Regions from separate parts of the Mus musculus genome. Here region 1 is linked to region 2. Evidence: chromatin contacts called from ENCODE Hi-C or POLR2A ChIA-PET data. All regions are on one chromosome and are shown on one strand. Each heading gives the region's core, a stretch centred on a gene start or an enhancer-like site at or near the end of the contact. The rest is flanking DNA. Distances are from core to core; before and after follow the strand shown.

What was found. Hi-C counts contacts between places; a loop is a spot of excess contacts on that map. ChIA-PET counts read pairs that join two places held with the same protein, here RNA polymerase II (POLR2A).
Region 1: a loop to region 2 is called in a map of left cerebral cortex, with 4 times the contacts of the local background. The contact joins the enhancer-like site here to the promoter of Hunk in region 2. A Hi-C loop is called at or near these places in 3 of 37 maps with a recorded cell type or tissue (Patski, left cerebral cortex and mouse trophoblast stem cell). POLR2A ChIA-PET finds 5 or more read pairs at or near these places in 3 of 5 experiments (Patski and embryonic stem cell).

What each region holds. Positions count from the first base shown.
Region 1 is chr16:90,419,246-90,423,889 of GRCm38, reverse strand. The region is part of intron 1 of Hunk (hormonally upregulated Neu-associated kinase); the gene reads right to left. Among named protein-coding and RNA genes, the nearest start is that of Hunk, 35 kb to the right of the region's middle. Within about 2 kb of position 1,493, at least 1 of the 3 ENCODE cell types and tissues checked has a DNase peak (open chromatin) inside an H3K27ac peak, as active enhancers do.
Region 2 is chr16:90,384,842-90,389,649 of GRCm38, reverse strand. It overlaps Hunk (hormonally upregulated Neu-associated kinase), which reads right to left and starts at 3,253. Exons shown (of 11, transcript NM_015755.2): 1 at 2,934-3,253. The coding sequence starts at 3,194.

The sequences.
Region 1 (4,644 bases), core at 244-2,743, 36 kb before region 2:
AGCCACACACAGAGAGAGGTGAGGGAGGGACAGGGAGAGAGAAAAAGAGGGACTGAAATACACCCCCACATACACACACACACACACACACACACACACACTCACAGAGGCAGAAATTGTGTTTGGCTTCCTTGTGCTTAATAAAGTCAGCAAGAACTAAGAATGAGGGAAGACTGGAATGTGAGCATGGATGAAGGGATGCTGTGGGTAGACAAAAGGTGTTTGTATGCAGATGGGTGGATGCACGCATGCATGCATGGATAGTGGATGGGTAGATGGATGGATGGGCAGATGGATGGATGGACAGTGGATGGGTAAATAGATGGATGGATGGGTGGAGGGATAGGTAGGTGGGTGGATCTCAGCCAAGTAGTCTTTCTATGCCCCAGATTTATCTGAGTCACCTGCTACCTTCTCAAGAGCACCGGGTCCATGTGAATACACCTGAATGCAGACTCCCCACTTCTCCAAGAAGAGCCAATGCCCTAATGTTGCCTGCACAGCCCCACCTCAACCACTCCTATCTGTCCTGCCTCCCCCAGCTGCCATACTGACTGACTCCTGCTTTTCCTCAGGCTACACAGGAACACTGCTCCAGGGGCCTTGACTCCCAAACCTCAGGAGACTTGGAGCAAATGTTCCCTCTTAGCAAGGCCGCCTGTGGGCTCAGAACCCCTACCTCTGTCCTATCTTCCCACCTCCAAGGCACTTAACACCTCTGCAAGCCATTGGCACTCACTGCAGACAGGCTCTGAGAGAGCCACGCAAGCCTAGGAGAGAAGGTCCCTTCCTTTCCTGCCACATTCTTAGTATCCTGCCACACACAGAAGGCACTCAAGTGAATGAATGAATGAATGAATGAATGAATCCAAGTGCACTTGGTTAAAGGGAGAAAATTCTGAAAACTCGAACTTATTTAGATTGAGTAATGTATGGGCTGAGTCTCCGGTGTGACTACATTCGGGAGAAGGGAACTCAAGGTTAAAAGAGTAGATCTTCAATCCAAGAACGCTAATGAGTTCATAAGAGAGAGACACCGGTCATGGGCACAAGTAATGTTACAGTTAAGGTCCCAGCCTGGGTCCTGGTAGCCCTAACAAGCTAGCCCAGCATCCTCGATAGGCCAATGAACCATAATGAACACAGGAAAGAGATTGACTCGATTTGACCACATTAGACAGGGGAAGAAATAAAGAGTTAAGAAATAAAGAGTTCCAAGTGAACTCCATGCCCGTCCGGGAGGTCCTGAAAGAGGGCTGGGTTTAAATACAACTCAAGAGACATGCAAAGCTGTCCTGGTCCAGAGGTGTCCCACCCATCCCTGGGCCATCCCTGACTCAGCTCGGGGTCTCTCCTTCATGGGGTCTGATACACAGTCAGATGCGAGAAGTCTCTTTCTGGGCGGCAAGCTTCCCCTCTGGCTGGCACAGTCTTGCAGATTTTTCTTTTCCTCAGCCTAAGAGTCCTGGAGAGACGCCAGCGTGGAGGAAACCATTGTGGAAATCTCCTGCTCACCGAGAGGAGGGGCACTGATGTCTCTTTACCACATTGCCATCCCTGTCAGGACAGTCAAAGGGAGGCCATGTAAGGACACGCAAGGAGACAGCCATCTGCAGGATGACGGCAGGCCTCGGGAGAAACCAAGCCTCTGCGTCTAGACTTAAAGCAAAGGCCTGGACCATGAGAAAGCAAAGGCCAGGGCTGTTTACCCGGCCCATCCCAGGCTTCTTATGAACCCTAAGCAAACTAAGGAGTTGATAGCGGTGCCCTTGTAAACTTCATTACACACAGTAGAATCTGGGTGACCTGCCGCAGGAAATCAGCAAAAGAGAAGTTCTCCCACACCCCTAAAGAAGCCAGAAAAGGAAAAATGACAATGGCCTTGGGGCTCTGCCTCTCCAGCCCCAGCCAGAATTCCATAGAAAGTGACTGAAAACTGGCTTGAATAACATGACCCAGTGGGAAGTTTTGAAAATCAATTGGCTTCATGCCTTCTTTCCCCAGAACCTGTGTGTACACGCATCCGACTGGAACGTGCCCCTGTGTGGATGAGAATTATTTAACAGGAAGCAGAAAATATCCCTTTGCCACCTTCGTAATTAATTTCAGCGCTGCTCGGATTCCCAGAGAAAGAGATGCCAGACAGCAAACGCGCATGGCTGCCTTTTACAGGGACCCACTAATTGCTGCTGTTTATGTAGCTGAACACAACTGCTCCTGACCCCCTGTCTCCCTGCTGGCCTTCCCCCACCCCAACCCCCCACTGTGGCTGCAAGCTAAAATTCATCTCTTTGTAAATGAGGGGGATAAGTGTCTTCCCTTCCAGTATTAAAAATGAGTGGGGAAAAAAAATGTCCTTCCCCTAGAAGAAACCACAGAGCTCATTAGAACCAACCTCCCCGACAGCTGCCATACCTGGCACTGGGCAGAAGCAAAAGCCTTGACTCTATTTTAAGAGGGAAAAAGAATAATCAGCCACTGCAGGGCTGGGAAGCCCTCCCACGCCCACCCCGTAGAGTTCGGAAGCTACTTTCCCGGGGTTACTTTGTACACACTCCACTGCGGTTCTAATTTATTGGGCAAATCACCCTGGAAACACACCCTGCTGGTGGGAAAGAAGAAACTAGATCCTGTTGGACTGGGGGAAAAAAAAAACAGAGCTAGCAGGGCCAAGGCTGGACTGCAGACATGGGTGCCTGCGTGGGGCTTGTAATTCTTCCCCAGAGCCTGCCTTCTTCCTTAAGAAGATTGTTGCCTTTGTAAGCCATGATAAAAGACTGCCAAGTCAACCTGAGTGTGCACATAGTAGGACTCAGGAAACTGGGGCCTCTGACAGGAAGATGAAGTACTATTGATACACGTTTTGTGGAGGCCATGCAATCTCTCTGGGCATTCCCCACACTTGGCCTCTGAGGGAAATCCATAAACGCCGTAGCTAAAATATTGCGTTCTCGATCCCCATTCGCTGCTCAGCCCTCATTTCTGTCCCTTTTTTTTTCTGACTCAGACCCCATATGATCCAGAGTCTACACCAATGGCTACATAAGGGAAGCCTAGATTATACGAGTGGAAAGCAAAGAGACCCAACAAAGGCAAAGGGCAATGGGTGGGCTCTGTATAGCTACAGTTCCCAGTCCACCGAACTCGTTCACTGAGATTAGCAGCAACCCAAGGATACCCCAAGGTGGGCATTCTGCACTCCACACTCCCTACACACCATCCTTACGATGGTAACTGTGCCTAAACCTCCCTTAGAAGAGTCCCCTGGGTTCTCTGAGACTCTATGTTGTCATCATCTACTGCTTCAGCGACTGAATCCCTTCCTCCTTCCTCCTGCTCACAACCAAGTTTCTTCTTTCAGGACATTCCATCTGGGCTAGCCTCCAGAACATTCCATCTGGGCTAGCCTCCTGCAAGGCTGCAAGCATAGCGCTCACTCTGAGCCTTCTCTGTTTCTATCCATCACATGGTGAGGCTGAAGCATTGTCCCTAAGTGCCATGACAGGACATCTCTAAATACGAGCCCTTAAGAAGATCATTGAAATTCTCCATCATTGGGTACCAGCCCTGCTTCCTGCTCCCTCCGCTGTATTTTTCTTGGAACACATCTTATTTTGACAACTTACAGTCTATCAATTGCTGTTTGCCCCCCTCGCTTTTGTTCAGATAAAGTTTGCATTCTTCAAATGCTTTTGCATAATAGTCATCGTGAAACACGGACTCCTTTATTTTGCTCATTCCCTATAATTATTATTATTATTATTATTATTATTATTATTATTATTATTATTATTATTATTGGGAAGGATGTCACAGCCTGCGTGTGAAGGGCAAAGGGCAACTTTGTGGAACCAGTCCTCTTCCACTTTCATGTAGGCCAGAGATCCAACTCGGGTGTGGCCAGCACTTCTTTCTGACTGGACCCCCTTGCTGGCCTTCATATCCTTATCCTACCCCGCCCTCCTCGCAACTCTTTCTCTCATTTTCTCGCTCTTTTTTTTCAGGGTTTTTAAAAAGAGTGACATATAACAGAACCACTTTCAACACTTTATATGTGTTTGCGTTTGTGTGTGTGAGAGTGCACTTGTGTGTGGGGAGTGCACACTTGAAGCGAGAGTATGCATGCATGGGTGTGAGTGAGAGTGTACAGAGCAGAGGTCACCTAAGCAGGGACCATCTGCATTGTTTTCTAAGGTAGGATCTCTCAGTGGTCCAGAGCTCATCAGTAAGTGAGTCAGTGAACTCCAGGGATGGTGTGTGTGTGTGTGTGTGTGTGTGTGTGTGTGTGTGTGTACCACATGCATGACTGGTGCCTAAGGTCAGAAGAGGGTGTGAGGTCCCTTGAAATTGGAGTTACAGATAGTTTCAACCTACCCTGTAGATAAGACGAACCAAACCTGGGTCCTCTGCAAGAGCAACAGGTACCAATGAGCCATTTTCTTCCAGCCTCTGCATTCAGAGTTCTTAATGAGCTATCATACAAGCTCTTCGTCATATAAAGCCTTGGAACTCTTTTGACACATATTTCACACTTCAACGACACATCTTTTATGCCTGGCTCATCTCTAGTATGCGGTAGCCATTACGGTCAGACGGTCAGAGGCAACTACAGCAAACTGTTAGGAAGTTCTAGCCACGTAGCTT
Region 2 (4,808 bases), core at 2,004-4,503:
TTTTGCTTAAAAGCTAAAGGGAAGCAAAACTTAGGTCTCAGCCCTAAGCCATCCCTTTGTGTTCAGCAGTAAGGGGGCCATCGAGATTTGGATGGCTTCCAAGCAAACGGCTTCACGGTGGCAACAGGAGCCTCTGGGTGAGACAGGACTGAGTCCAAAAGGAAAGCGGGTAAAGCAACGTGCTTGTCTTCTGGACTCAGCCGGGAATTCCTAGCAAACCCAGGAGGATTTTTATCCAAAGCGTTCTGGAAATGTGCACCTTACCAAACACACCACCAACCACCCACACTGCCTCGGACGCCTTCAACGAGCAAGAGTCTAGATTTAACCACAAATCAACCAAAATAAAATGCATGCTTTGATAAGAGTGGCTCTGGAACAGACGGAATGTGAGATGGTGCCCTCGTCTTCCCTTCATCCTCTGTTCCACAAACGCATTCCTCAAGATGAGCTACTCCGGGTCCTTCTGCCCAGGTGGCTCAGGGAGGACTTAGTTCCCACCACAGGATTCATCCCTTCCTCCTAAAAGAGAAAATCTGCACCCACTAAAAAGGAGAAGAAAAGGAAGCCTTTAACTAAACCTACGCACCCTAAGAAAGTTGTGATAGGCGGGGAGGCTGGGAGCCTGGAAGCAAGCTTTCACAGAATCTGCCTTTCCTGAAGTGAAGCCCCTTGGCCTGCAGTTTAGTTTGCAAATAGCTTGAGGTAGCCTCCGCTTTTCCTCTAGCTTTGCTTAATAAAGCAAAACCCAAAAGAAAGGAGGGCCTGGGACTCAGAAACTCACCAAATGTTCTCCCTCTCCCCCTAGCCCTCTCCCCTCCCCCTCTCCTTCTCATCTCTATAATCAGCTAAAACCCACATCTATTAGTTAAGCATTAAAGGTGTAGGGTTAGGGAGATAAAAGCTATGAATAGCACCACTGTTTCTTTAAAGCTCACCGTTGAAGGAGCTAATATCCAGGTCCCTCCCTGATACTCTGTTGTCCCCAGAGAAAGGTCCCTCCTGGTTAAAGAAAAGCATTGCAGGAATGACCAAGGTTTGCATCCCTGGCCTCTGCATTGACAACTATGGTCTTTAACTAGATCTGATCAACTGGTCCAGGGGGAAAAAACCTTATATTCAACAATCCTCCTCTCAATGCAAAGATGAATTGAGCCATCATAAAGACAGGAGGAAATGAGACCCTTCATCTAGACCCCAGTTGGGCAGAAACCTCCCTGTATTTATTCCTGCTAGGCAGGAGCTAACACAGGAGTCCAGAACTGAATCAGGGCTGAACCCTGAATACCCCAGGCAGTGCAGCCAAGGACAAAAGTATTATCCCATGGGGCAAAACTGCCCTAGTGAGGAGCTGAGGTCCAGCCCAACATGGCAAAAAGCTCTAAGAAGTTCTGATCTCTTTAGAGAGGTGATGTGCATAGCCAGACTAAATCCTCTAGATTTTGAGAGCAAAGTCCTTCGCCTCTCCCTGCCAGAACAGAAATGAGCTCCCTGAAATCAGTCTGCATCACTGATGTGTGTCCGGCAGACAGCCCACTGCGCACCAAAAAGTAAATAAATATTCCCTTACTCCACTGAGAACAACTAGGACGGGTCTAAAGAGTTTCTCCTTTGAAGAGCTAATGTGAGTTCATACTGAATGCTGGGTTTTTTTTGTTTGTTTGTTTTTTGTTTTTGTTTTTGTTTTTTTGTTTTTTGTGGGTGTTTTTTTTTTTTTTTTTTTTTTTTTTGCTTGGAAATTCGGGCAAGAGACACTTGAAAATGACTGCTCGGTCTAACCCTGCTTACCCAGTATAAAGGGGCACCCCACTTGGAATGGCTACAGAAAAAGAAGATAAAGTCAAAGGGTGATGGAACCCAGTGCTCAAATGTAGGGGTTTCCAGGACAACAGAAACCAAGAGGAAATCAAAGGTATCCAGAGGCTAGAAAATGACTAGTGTGGTGGCCCTGGCCTGTCACCAGACTTCTCACAGTTCATCACTGTCACAAACCCCTAGGCTGGGCAAGGAAACCCAGAGCAGCAGGCCCGAGGGCTTGGCCCTTGGGCTATTTGCTGCTAGGACCGGCTGAGTTCCCCTCCTCCGCCCGCGCGGACAACCCCCAGCCTGGGTGATTAGAGTATTGGGTCCCTACAAAGATACCAGTTTGGCAGCCCAGAGCAATTCCCTGCCTGAGGCCACCCAGCCTCAAAAGTAAGTCAGCTTCTTGGGTTTCTTTTCACAAATCTAAGTTAACACCTGAGATCTGCCCGCACCCGGCCTGGCAAGAGTTCACTCTCTCACTTCTAATTAGGTCGAAGTAGAGTCCCTCCGGGTGTGGGGGAGGGGCCCCTTTCCTTTACTGTCTTCTAGAAAGATGAAAAGGTATCTGCAAACTTCTAGAGTCCAGGGCCTGTGTAGTTCTGCACCTGCCAAAAGCAGGATCGTTACTCCAACAGTTGCCCCAGCCCACACGGGGGGAGAGGGGAGCTTACAGGGCCCCAACTCCCCTCCACGTCCTCGCCTGAGCCCAGGAGGGATGAAACTCTAAGCAACCTCAGACTGGCTGCCTTGCTCTCCCGCCGCCGCACATTCCACAGGCAAAGCTGAACCCCAGCCTGGATCTAGTTCCCGCCTCTGCACTGATCCATGCCCCTACCGCAGGACCCTCCACCGCCACCTCTCCCCTCCCTTCCCTGGCGTCCGCCAGGCGGCACCCTTCCAAAACAAAACAGAAAGACGGTGCGGGGTAGCTTCGCGGGTACATCTATCTGCCCGGGTACCCCACCCCACGAACGTGAGCCCATCACCACCATCATCCATCAGTAGGTGCCCGGTGGCCCACTAGGAGAGCCTGAGCGTGCGTCTAGCCACACTGGGTTGGAGAGCCAGGCTGAGTGCTCGCGGGACAGTGCTCCCGGGTCCTCCCGCCAGGCCCGCGCACCCCAGCTCACCTTTTCTCCCGTCAGCACGTGCAGCCCCTCGCGCACCTTGGCGAAGGAGCCCTCTCCCAGCTTCCTGCTGCCGATGAGGTAGTTGCCCACGCGCTTGTGGTGCTGGAAGTCCCGGAGCCGCTCGCGGGACACGCCGCTCACCCAGGCGGGCAGGAAACTTCCCTCGCAGGCCGCCGCCGGCCTGGTCGTGTCCTCCGCGCCTCCATCGCCCCCCGGTGCCGCCGGCTCGCCCAAGAGCCCGTCCCCCGCCGCTGCCGGCATCGCGCTCGCTCGGCTCCCGCGCTCGCAGCCGCTCCTCCTCCGGCTCCCGGGGCTGCCCTGGCTCCTCCTGCCGCCGCCCTGGACCCGGCCCCGCCCGGCCCGGGTCTCTGTGCTCACGCCCCCCGCGCCTCTGTGCTAGCGCCGCGCGCAGACAATAGCTGGCGACCGGGCGACCGGGGACCCGCCCCCGAGAAGTTCGTCCTCCGAGGATCGATCGCCCAGATCGCGCCCGCGGTCCCGTCTGGTGCCCCGATCGGCTGTGAGAGGGAACAGCGGCTGCTGGTCCGAGAGGGGCACAGTCCGGTGGCGGAGTCCCCCAAGCCCGGGCGCCGCCGCCCTCTGGCCCGCCGGGTCCTCAGCGGTGCTCCCCGGGGCCGCTCCCGCCGGAGAGGAGCGCGCGGCGGGCTGCAGGCGCCCTCTGGAAGGCAGCAGAAGAAAGCCCCATTCAGTTTGAATTTGCAGAAATTTAATCCGCTCGCGGGCGGCGGGGACAGAAGCGAGCTCCACTCCGCAGCTTGAGCACTTTCAAATCCCTCGTAGCCCCTCCTTCCTTCCCCGCGCGCAACAGCCGAACTCGACCCTCGCTGGAGAGGGGAGGGGAAGGGAGCGGCGGAGTGGGCGGCGAAGCCACCTGAGCGCCAGACAGGGGGACCCCGCGCGGCCGCGTAGACGCGCGCTCCTGGGCTGCCCAAGACCTGCTGCCTCCCGGGGTGCGGATCGCGCAGGTTCTGAGCTTGAGCTTTCTGGCCCTTTCGAGAGTGAATGTCCTCACCAACAGCACCCACCATAGGCAGGGGAAAGAGAAAGAGAAGCTTTGGACTGTAGCAGAGTTGGATACCCAACCCAGAACCTGGCACACAGTAGGGACTATGGAAGATGGGTGGGTGGGTACCTAGCAGGCTATGTGTCGGGGCTCGCACACATACTCGATTGCTGTTGTCCGTGGAGAAGCAGCCGCCACAGCTAACAGTAGTGGCGGCAGCGTAGGAACCAGGGCGTTTGCTGCTTGTGCGCGTTCGTTTGCCCCCTCTCTGCTTTCCTTAGAGATGATGTATTGCAGGGTGAGCCGGACCGGACCGGACCGGAGCCTCACTGCTCCTGAATGCTTTTATTCTGCGGGCTCTGTGAGTGCACTGATTTCACCTAAACAATAAACATAAACAGCCTGAGACACCTACCCATTATTCTCCAGGATCCCCAATATATTCCTGAAGCGAAATGAGAGACACACACACACAAAAAGGATGCGGAGAGGGCTTTCCAAAATGCGACCTGTTGAGGTGCCCGCGTCTAATGCAAATTTAACCTCTGATCACACATCATCTGAGCTCAAAGGGAGGATTCGGTCCTAACAAAGTTCATTTCATTGTTTACCCCGCAGTAAACAGTTATGACATCATCGATCCACATTTATGCTCTGAGGTGGGGGAGGGGACACAGCTGTCACCCATCCAGTCTTGGGGCGGGGAAGATCCCTTTCCTGGCCTATCTAGAAAGTAACCCCCAAAATGACCGTTTTTCAAGTTCAGGCATCTGTTGGTTTGAACCACGCATAAGCTGTGAGTCTCCACCCTTGCTATTATGACCGAGTCTAGTCTTGTCTTGGGTTGGGGT